2 separate regions of the Homo sapiens genome follow, and region 2 is linked to region 1. A link is an interaction called in ENCODE POLR2A ChIA-PET data of the cell type or tissue named here. Cell type or tissue: CD4-positive, alpha-beta T cell. All regions are shown on one strand. Links, peaks and the distances in the headings refer to the core of each region. The heading gives the core; the rest is flanking DNA.

Evidence for each region. Peaks named below come from ENCODE experiments on the same cell type or tissue, not always from the same donor. Only the 100,000 strongest peaks of a DNase experiment are listed, where the experiment ranks them.
Region 2: POLR2A ChIA-PET joins it to region 1 with 5 read pairs; 2 of 35 experiments call an interaction of 5 or more read pairs at or near these places.

Annotation. Positions count from the first base shown.
Region 1 is chr5:66,169,249-66,174,634 of GRCh38, forward strand. SREK1 (splicing regulatory glutamic acid and lysine rich protein 1) reads left to right here. Exons shown (of 12, transcript NM_001077199.3): 8 at 803-922; 9 at 1,337-1,699. Among named protein-coding and RNA genes, the nearest start is that of SREK1, 28 kb to the left of the region's middle. In CD4-positive, alpha-beta T cell, for the core only: CTCF peaks have their summits at 2,268 (motif pointing right) and 4,957; DNase peaks (open chromatin) are centred at 483, 2,263 and 2,903; H3K27ac peaks cover 607 bases.
Region 2 is chr5:65,670,018-65,675,403 of GRCh38, forward strand. It overlaps SGTB (small glutamine rich tetratricopeptide repeat co-chaperone beta), which reads right to left. Exons shown (of 11, transcript NM_019072.3): 9 at 2,227-2,264; 10 at 1,898-1,981; 11 at 1-340. The coding sequence ends at 229. Among named protein-coding and RNA genes, the nearest start is that of TRAPPC13, 48 kb to the left of the region's middle. In CD4-positive, alpha-beta T cell, for the core only: no CTCF peak of the experiment used is centred there; no DNase peak of the experiment used is centred there.

The DNA.
Region 1 (5,386 bases), core at 190-5,189:
TCCTGCAGTTAACAGTTTCTTTTCATACAGGTTGAGACTCACAAATTTGAAAATCTGAAATTCAAAAGGCTTCAAAACTTTTTGAGCGCTTTCGTGATGCTCAAAGGAAATGCTCACTGGAGCATTTTGGATTTTTCAGTTGTGTGTTTGGGATGCTCAACCAGTTTTATGCGTGTGTATATATAGAATGCAAATATTCGAAAATCTCCAAAAATGTGAAATTCAAAACACTTTTGGTTCCAAGCATTTCACATAAGGGATACTCAACTGGTAGCTATGATTATAGTTACAGCTATAAAATCAAGGCATTGCAAATCCAATATTTGATTATATCTAGTTTTAACTTATGAGTAATGATTTTTATTTTCCTGTCACAGTGGCGCTGTCATTAGGACTGTGCTTCCTTTTATATATTCTTTTTGTTTGTTATGACAGACAGCACACATTCACAGGAACTACTCAACCACGTAACCACTACTCCCTGTCATGATGTGTTATGACCAGATTACATGCAAGTCAACAGGGAAAAATCTTCTATACTGATTTGAGGCATAAAATGACTAGCAAAAGCCACATCTGAAAATATACGAAATAACTGTTAAATTCTTTGTTTCTGTCTCTGTTCTAGACAATGAAATATCCGGTAAAGTTTCCAGTAAATGTATTTCAGATTATGTAACTAAAGTATTATTTAAGAGAAATTTTTAAAATATTGTTAAATACTGTTAGGATAGATTTTAAATTTTCTTGTTTGAAAGATCGTAAATTAAGTTTTGATATTCTAACAATTTTTTTTCTTTAGGAGTAGATCCCATAATAGATCACGTTCAAGACAGAAAGACAGACGTAGATCTAAGAGCCCACATAAAAAACGCTCTAAATCAAGGGAGAGACGGAAGTCAAGGAGTCGTTCGCATTCACGGTGAGTTTTAGAGAAATTAACAATAATTTTTTTTTCCTCAGAGTTCTGTTAGTGCTAAGGGATAATATTTTAATTGGCTTCATTTGTTAAAAATCTGTTGTGGTTTAGGTTTTTAATGAGAGAAATTAAACCTTTTTTATTGTTTTAGTAATCTAGGATTAATATTGATTGCCAGTGATCTGAATCTGATGTCAGTGTGACTCATGAGGTTTCCAAACTACTCAGTTCAGCTTGCGTAGTATGAATAGCTTTGTTTAGCAGCTTCTTGTACACCTGAGCTATATAAAAATGTATATGTAAATGTCTGTAGGTACTATAAATTGTCTTGTGTTGGTAATTGTTGAAGAGAGAGAGGTCTTTTTGGAGGAGGTAGAACTATTTTAGTTATGAATTTATTTATTTTTGTTTTTAAAGGGACAAGAGAAAAGACACTCGAGAAAAGATCAAGGAAAAGGAAAGAGTGAAAGAGAAAGACAGGGAAAAGGAGAGAGAGAGGGAAAAGGAACGTGAAAAAGAAAAGGAACGGGGTAAAAACAAAGACCGGGACAAGGAACGGGAAAAGGACCGGGAAAAAGACAAGGAAAAGGACAGAGAGAGAGAACGGGAAAAAGAGCATGAGAAGGATCGAGACAAAGAGAAGGAAAAGGAACAGGACAAAGAAAAGGAACGAGAAAAAGACAGATCCAAAGAGATAGATGAAAAAAGAAAGAAGGATAAAAAATCCAGAACACCACCCAGGAGTTACAATGCATCGCGAAGATCTCGTAGTTCCAGCAGGTTTGATAATGCTTAAAATTTTTACAAAGGGATTTGCTGATGACAATTGGAAACAAAATTTTTTACGGAGGGAGAAAAGGTTACTGTACGCAAGTGGAACCTGTAAAGTAATATAAGAACATTTTCTCCTAATTTCAGAGTAAACATTTCTCTAGCAGAGTGGGGAAAGAGATGATACTGGGCAACATTATTTGAAGAGTTTTAGCTATTCTTTGTAACCACTATTTTAATAGAATAATAATAATTGTTATTTTCTTAGAGGGTGGGATGGCAGGGAAAGGTACTTTTTTTAAAAAGCACATTAAGAATTTGCGTCTTAGGCTTTTTCCTGAACTTTTTTTGAATGGTGTGATTAATTTTAATATGTAAAATGATTGCTGAAGTTGCAGTGTTAGCCCTCTTTGTCACCTAAGTTAATTTTTATCCTTATTTTGTTAAGTGCATAACATTTAAATTTTGGTCGTGTTTTATTTTGTCAGTTTTAAGGGTTAGAGTTTTTCCTTAGGACCGTGATTTCAGTTTATTAATAGCTTTACTACCACCAGGTGGCAGCAAGTTGCCATAGTAACAGCTGTACAATGAGAACAACTTTTGAGATTTAAGATTATCTAAACCCACATCCTTTACTTCAGATGATACCATGACTGTAAATGGAAGTTCCTAACTTATACTACACTATCTTAAAAATACTAAATATATATATTAGCAAATTTTTGAAGATTTTTAAAGATGGTTTTTTAATAGAAAATAATTTGAGATAAAGGAATATATGTTTCCCATTTTTAAAACTTGTGCTTTAGTAGTTTATTTTTAATACCAGCCTTTGACTAGATAATAAAAGATAATCGTAGACATTTATTGTGCACTTTACTGTATGCCAGACATGATGTCAGTAGACTTTTTCATGTCTCACCTTATTTAATCCTCACAACAGGCCTGGGAGAAGATTATTATCATCACTGTTTTAAAACATGAGGAAGCTGACGCTCTGTATGAGAAGTATAGTAGCCCTTTTCCTTTATTTTAGAGATTAAGTTTGAGAATTCTCTAGTACTTGTACTTACTTTTAAAAACTACCTCAGAAGCATAAAGTTGAAAGCAGTAGTATATGTTAAAACAAGGCTCAAAATAAACAGATCACTGCTGGATTTCAGCACATTGAACCACAGATTGAAGAATTAATGTAACCTCCTTTGCTGTGGGTACTGGTTTGAGCCTTGTAACCACACCTTTACTGCAAAGTGATTTTATTGATTCTGTGTCACACATGCCTTTGTGTTTCTGTGATTGTTTAGACATTACCTTTCACAGCACCAAATACTATTTTCATTCCTTTTTAATAACGAATTTACTTTTTTTGATGACATGGGAATGTTTAACTTTTTCTCGGGCCATTTTAAGTTGTTTGGTGTAGAGGAAAGTTCAAGTGTTCACATTCATTCCTAAATATATATGTATATATTTTTTGAAACAGAGTCTTGCTCATCGCCCAGGCTGGAGTGCAGTGTCATGATCTTGACCCACTGCAACCTCCCCCTCCTCGGTTCACGTGATTCTTGTACCTCAGCCTCCCGAGTAGCTGGGATTACAGGTGTGCACCACCATGCCTGGCTAATTTTTGTATTTTTAGTAGAGATGGAGTTTCACCATATTGGCCAGGTTGATCTTGAACTCCTGGCCTCAAGTGATCTGCCCTCCTTGGCCTCCCAAAGTGCTGGGATTACAGGCATCAGTCACTGCACCTGGCTCAAATACATTCTTCAGTAACAACTGGGGCCTTGAGAATAAAAGATGACTGACATTAGTTTATAAAGGCAGCAGTTTGGAATGTTTCATGCTTTCAGAAGAGCTTGGTAAAGAGTTACAATTTCTTTGAATTTTTTTTTTTTTTTTTTTTTTTTTAGACAGAGTGTCACTTTGTCACCCAGGCTAGAATGCAGTGGCACAATATCTGCTCACTGCAACCTCTGCCTCCTGGGTTCAGCGATTCTCCTGCCTTAGCTTCCTGAGTAGCTGGAATTACAGGCGTGTGCCACCACACTCAACTGATTTTTGTATTTTATTTAATAGAGATGGGGTTTCACCATGTTGGCCAGGCTGGTCTCAAACTCCTGACCTCAGGTGATCCACCCGCCTCAGCCTCCCAAAGTGCTGGAATTACAGACGTGAGCCGCCACCGCCCCCAGCCAAGAGTTACAATTTCTTGTCTTTTAGCATTTTTCTGCTTTTCAAATGTTCTGATTTGTTTACTAAATGGAGAATATTTTAACTGTTCAAAAAATAGTTAATATTTTTATTTCTAACATTGTCTCCTAATTTATACTTTTAAAGAAAATGATATTAAATAATTTTTTAATGCTTAAATTTACTGTCATTAAAGGTGATACCAAGAAAGGGAAGGAAAAAACAATATTTATTGAGCACCTACTCTGTGTCACACTCTATGCTTTGCACATTACAGATTTTATCCTAAATCCTCAACAACCTAATAAAACTTGAATTATTAATTGTCTTTATTTTTCAGTTGAAAAACAGATTAGGTTAAGTAATATGATCCTGGTTGTATAGCTGGGTAAGGTGTATAACTCAAATTTAAGTCTAAATCTCACCAACTTTAGTTGTTAATACAATTTCTTTCTCAAGTAATTGTCTAGATTGCTGTCTATGGAGACTTTCCTCTCATTATCGTCAGCTAGTAGGTATTAGACATCCACTTGTACATAGTGCTTTCTGAACAAATAAGTAAAAGAATTACACTGATAAAGGCAGAGCGATTTTGTGTAATCTTAAAGTCTGGAATACGCTGACATTCACATGCTTTGAAAAAAGTATTTTTGGTTCTTAGGCTGAGCTGTTAAGAGAATGTCATTGATGTAATCAAATAATGTATCTAATTTCCACATTAGAAGTGTAATTGTGGAGTGTCTTGGGAATAAAAGTGGGTAATGGAGGAGAGAGTCTTAGGTAGAGGTAGAATTGAGTTGTGTTCTCAGAGTTCTTGAGCTTTGTATTTTAATACATATTATATATACCGTGTGAGCATTTTTTATTTTAGAAATGAAAAACTTAAATTATTTTATTAGTCTCTTAGAATCAGTTTCCTGAAATGGTAAGGATAACATGAATTCCAGAGGATTTGGTTTTTTAGCTATGTGGTCACTGATTATCAGAACTTGTGAGATAGATCATTGGGTATGTCCTCGTACCATATCCCTTAAATTATAGACCTAGTGAAGTTCATTGTTTCTGAGTTGAAGTAGTTTAGAATATGTATCATTTGCTAATCTGATAAGCAAAATGGTTTTTAATAATAATAACGTAATCTATTTTATAATTATTCCTGTCATATTTACTTTTCAGATTGTAACTGTTTTGCTTACATCTAAGCAACTTGTACACTAAATTTTAAATTAATAGAACAACAGTAATGAAATGATAGGAGGTTGGAGGGAAAAGCAATTTCTCTCTAAAATGATAGTAATGTAAATGCTTTTTAAGTAGACATTGTTGATAATTGGGTATAGAAAGTTCACATTTTACAAGCCAGTTTATGTTTCAGTTTTTGAAAAGGGCCTGTTACTTTGTTATAATCCACAGTGGGGCAGCAAGGAGCTAGATACATGACAAAGGATTTGATAAGCAAAACTTGTTTTAGCTGCTGAGAAAATACACTTGAGAGAAGCAGAA
Region 2 (5,386 bases), core at 1-5,000, 500 kb before region 1:
GTGATCATTTCAAAAGGAGTCATGTTATGTTTTGAGTTTGTTTGTGATAAACCTATTGTCTAAACAGATTTATTCTTTAAGAATATACACAAGAGGTTTTCCTCCATTATTTTCACACATCAGATATGGTGTTTGGTTTTTTGAAGGAGGGAGGGGGTACTATCTACAACAAATACTTCATTCATAGCCATAAACCATTTGTATCTTGGGCTTGAGCCCCTGGTTAAATCAGGAATGCTCTTCAGCGCTGCTGCTGAATGATCTGCTCCGGATGTGATTTCTCAGTTGCTCTATAAGTTCAGGATTTTGTTGCTGTATCTGCTGAGCAAACTGCTGTCCCCTGTAGTAAAGAGGCAATGTGGTTTGAATAGGGAATTGCCAGTCACATTTACCCACGCAAAAAGAAATGCAGAAAATGTAGGAGCTACCTAAAGGGGGCTTTTTTCTATAAAAACAAGTTTCAGAGCCATGACTTTAGAATCTACAAGTTTACCAATGCCTCCATATAGCATTATTACAATGCAGTGTTCTTTATAAGAAACAAAACACCCATGCTAAAAAAAATAAGTACCTCAACTGGGTGAAATCTACTTCTCTAGTGCTAATGACAAAGAAGCAAAGGGTAAGACGTATATGTTTTTATTGTATGTGCTCAAATACAATGCTTTTATACCCAAGTCTTAATAGTCTCATATAACACCCAGTTTGGGATGCTTTTGGAGGTCACCTAACAAGTAATTTTAAAAACACTAAGAAGTTTAACACAAATTGTAGTATGTGACCCTCTATTGCCAGTGTTAGATGTCATTATATGCCATTTAAAGGTCATTCTAAAAATGCAATATTCTAAGTGGATACACAGTTGTGCTGACAAACAACAAGTGGTACTGTGGCTTCATATAAAATGTCCAGCGAGAGCATCAGACACAGATTCAAAAAGCAAAGTTGTCTTCGCCAATTTGATATAAGTGAAGGCAATGTGCTCAAGTAATGAGAAGATGCAAGTAGTTCCTCTAAGTGTTGACAGGCACTGAAAAAGTTTGAATAAAAATTTCCTGAATTGCCTGAACATTAAAGTATGTAACAAGTGATTTTAAACTATGTATGTGTACCTAAATTGATATATATTTTAAGAGGATATTTGACCTTCATCTGTGTCCCTGAGTAGTTTGAAGTCTGCTGAAAAACTTCCTGGATCTTCATTGGGAAAAAATGGGGGATTAATAGCTTTATATATATATGAGATCACAATTTATTTGGACATATGATTTTTACTGTTTGTCTCCATACCCTCAAAGTACCAGGTCACCAATCCTTGGGACCCTCTGTAAGCAGAGATACAGTATTGATACCCCCACTTAAAAACCAAGGACCCTAATTTCATGCTGACAACACAATCAAGTAAAATTAGGCTGCAAATGAAAAGACTGAATGTGCTATGGGTTCCTTAGTAAGTCACTAACCTGTACCTCAGTTTCTCTAGCCATTGGGTAGGGATATAAATTATCTACTTTTCTAATATCTGTCCCTCACCTGCCTTATTGAGATGGTGCCAAAAAAGAAAAGAAGAAAAAGATTCTGCTGGTACTTGAAAGTCCCAAAAAATAAAGCATAATGAACCGGGGGCGGGGGTGGGGGTGGGGGGAAGCATAATAAACATGGTTCTTTTTCTCAACAGACAGGGCTGGCCAGACTATCTAGGTATGGATTCCTGCCCTGCAGTCTAAAAAGTGGTTGTAATTCATGAACTTCTTTCAGATTTAGTAACATTAAGGAGGCTAAAGTTACTAACGGTAAAAGATAAACATTTAAAAAGAAAGCCCTGACCCCTCACCATAGAGATAGGCTGTAAAACATAAAATACATCTTCACTATTTCTGTTTTAAATAATACTTACGCTTGGATGAGGCTTGACAGGTCAGTTAGGCCCCCAACTCCAGCAGCAGGTCCCCCAATGGCATTTGTCATCATTCCTGACATTCTAGAGTACACAAGAAATACATCACTGGGATTGGTATATATTCTTAACAAATAGGACAACTGGACGAGGAAAAGTTAATAAAATACCCATGTTATACCAGAGGCTAGGCCAAATGTGTGTGGCTTTAAGCTCCAACTGACTGTCATTCAGAACAGTTTCATCATTTTTGAGCTGATGTGCTCAAATTAGGAGCCTGGCAAGTGGAAGGGTTGGGGAAGTGTAATAAGCTCTTTCTATATACTTACAGCTGTTGAACTTGAGGGTTCTGCATTAAACTTGCCGCCTGGAATTGAAAAACAGCACCTCCCATTAAAGGCAGTTAATATGTAGGGATCTTAGCAAAGATTTTTTTTTTAGAAGAATGAAAGCTAAATCATGTATGCACTAACATTTTGTAGAGTTTCAGTGTGCTATGCAAAGTAAAGGGGAATGTAAAAAGAGAGAAGGTACTAGAAAAAGTGGCATTAAGAAGACATGGTGAGGATAAAGAGATTACAAACAACACTATAAACTGAGGATGTTGACAGCAGTTTACTTACTACTGCTATCAGACCAATTAAGCCAAAAGGAAAAATAGGAACTTTAAAAGTATGGTTAAGGGATCTCCTACACTTGAGAAGGTCCATTCCAAACGAGCTTTTAAGAGATGTGACTTTGCTCCATGGGGCCCAGCAATTTCAATCCTTCCCATGCTTACAGTGGCACAAGGAATTATATTTATGTGCACACATACTTTTAAAACATTCTATTTTGAAAGCATCACATTTTTTCCCTCAAATTGGTAATGTCGACAATATTTATGTAAAATTTGAATTTAGTCTAAATCTTTGTAGACAATAGATTATATTCACAGACTCTCTATGAGGTGTTGGGAAAAGCCACCACTTGCTTATATTACCAGAAAGATCACTGACTGATTCGTAAGTAATTCAAAACTTTCCTCAAGTCCCAGTCAGGATTGGTGCCTCTGAGCCAACCCATAAGTGCTAAAGGCATTACACAGGAAAAGCAGGATGTATGAGCTATAAACATGAAATGCTGTGTTTTGCAATCCCTTTAAACTAGTTCTGCAGCAGTAGTTCTTCCCCTTCTCCCACAATCTAGGACCTAGAGGAAATTTAGAACAGATCTATGCTTTTCCAGTCACTTTTCAGTAAGCAATCCTCCTGTCACTTTAAGTTCTATAAAATGACCTCCAGTTCAGCAATTAATGTCTCAGTGTAACAATCAAATACATAAAGCTTCATTTACAGGTAAAACTTCTCCCTTCCTAGCATGGGCCTGCTACAGACTGACCGGTTGTAGTAGAAAAGAGGCACCATTGACTGCTTTGTTTCCTATAGTAGCGGTCCCCAACCCCTGGGCCACAGACTGTTAGGAACCAGGCTGCACAGCAGCAGGTAAGCGGTGGGCGAGCAAGCATTACTGCCTGAGCTCCACCTCCTGTCAGATCAGCTGCAGCATTAGATTCTCATAGGAGCAAGAACCCTATTGTGAACTGCGCATGTGAAGGACCTAGGTTGAGTGCTCCTCAAGAGAATCTAACGCTCCTCTCCCCATCCTGCCCCTACCCCCTACACCCGGTATGGTCCATGGAAAAACTGTCTTCCATGAAACCAGTCCCTGTTACAAAAAGGTTGGGGACCGCTGTCCTATAGGGCTATTTTTTTTTTTTGAGATGAAGTTTCACTCTGTCACCCAGGCTGGAGTGCAATGGCATGACCTCAGCTCACTGCAACCTCTGCCTCCCGGAGTCAAGTGATTCTCCTGCCTCAGCCACCCAAGTAGCTGGGATTACAGGCATGCACCACCATGCCCAGCTAATTTTTGTATTTTTAGTAGAGACGGGGTTTCGCCAGGTTGGCCAGGCTGGTCTGGAACTCCTGACCTCAAGTGCTCCGCCCATCTTAGCCTCCCAAAGTGCTGGGATTACAGGTGTGAGCCAGCACACCAAGGCCTATAGTGCTTCTTTATCCTGTAGTACTTCCAGTCCTCTTCCCTCAGCTTGCTGATTAAGAGTTGTGGCCCTCCAGGTTGAGGGTTAAATGGAGGGAAAGGTGAAAGGAGCAGCAAAGTTCTTATTTGATGACTGGTATTATCTTACTAGTTTTGCATTGGTGCTTTTTGAGTTTGCAAGGTATTCAAAAACTACTGTGGTTCTCTTATGGGGTACTTTCTCATGTTCTTCAGACACTTCTCCTTTCCCTAGGCCCTGGAGATTTCTTACCTATTCTTTGAAAAGGGTAATTTACCCTCTGGATGGATGCTATGACTTTCCCTTCAGTCTTAGGTTCTTGGCAGTCCTCCAGAGATTCTCTGTGTTGGGATCCTGTCACACTTCCAGGAAAGCCTCTTGAACATATTCAGACACACTCTCTCACAATTGTGTGTGCTCACCTTGGTCCACAGGAAACACCTCTGCTCCACTCTCATCAGTACAGTAACTGCCCAAACCACACAGCTAATTCTGCCACTGGCTATCCAGTTGAACTATCAGGTAGAAAGTCTCTGTACCAGAAAAGCCCTTTCTCAGTGAGGGCTTGAGATGAGAGCAAGCCTCCCTAATTCCTTCATATAGGGAGCCCTAAAACTCTAATAGCTCTCTCCAAAAATCATGTTTTAATTTCCATCAACCTGGCCTTTTTTATGAGTCACAAAACATGTTTTTTATCCCCATCTTTTGCAACTCCTACATGGTGGTCTCACACCTTATTTTGGTACATAGCAGCTTGGAGCCTAAGCCAAATCTGAAACTAAAAGAATTCCATTTTTCACATCTTGTTACAATGCCATAACCTGAGTCCTAGAATGGGTAACCATTCTTAAAAAAAAAAATGAAGTCACAAGATCTACAAAACATGTATTTGCTAGCATGGTAAGAAGGCTGAAATTTGATAAGGGAAAAATAAAAACTACCAGTTGCTAAAAAGACTTATCTCACTGGGAATGAGTCATCTGTGCATTTCAGTTCAACAGAAGATTTAATGGATGCAAGACACATTTTTTGAAGGAAACAAAAGATGAATAAAAACTGATTCCTGCCTTCCAAGGGCATATCATGGATAGAATAATTCTCATCCAAAGTATACAGTCACCCCAGGAGCTTGATATGCCCTGGTAACATCCTAAACCCACTAAATCAAAGTTACCACATATTGGACCAGAGCGTGTATGTTCTCAAAAAGGCCCATACATTATTTTGTTGTTTTGTAAGAATAGAAGACAAACACATGAGATATCTATATCTATATCTATCTATCTATATCAAATAAACTCTAAAGATAGAAAACAAGGCAGACAATGCTGAGGGGCAAGCTAGGGAACCACAATGGCCAAATACTCAAACTGCAGATGTTAGATATCTTCCTAGGACCACTTTTATGTAAGAGAGTAGTTTTTAACCTT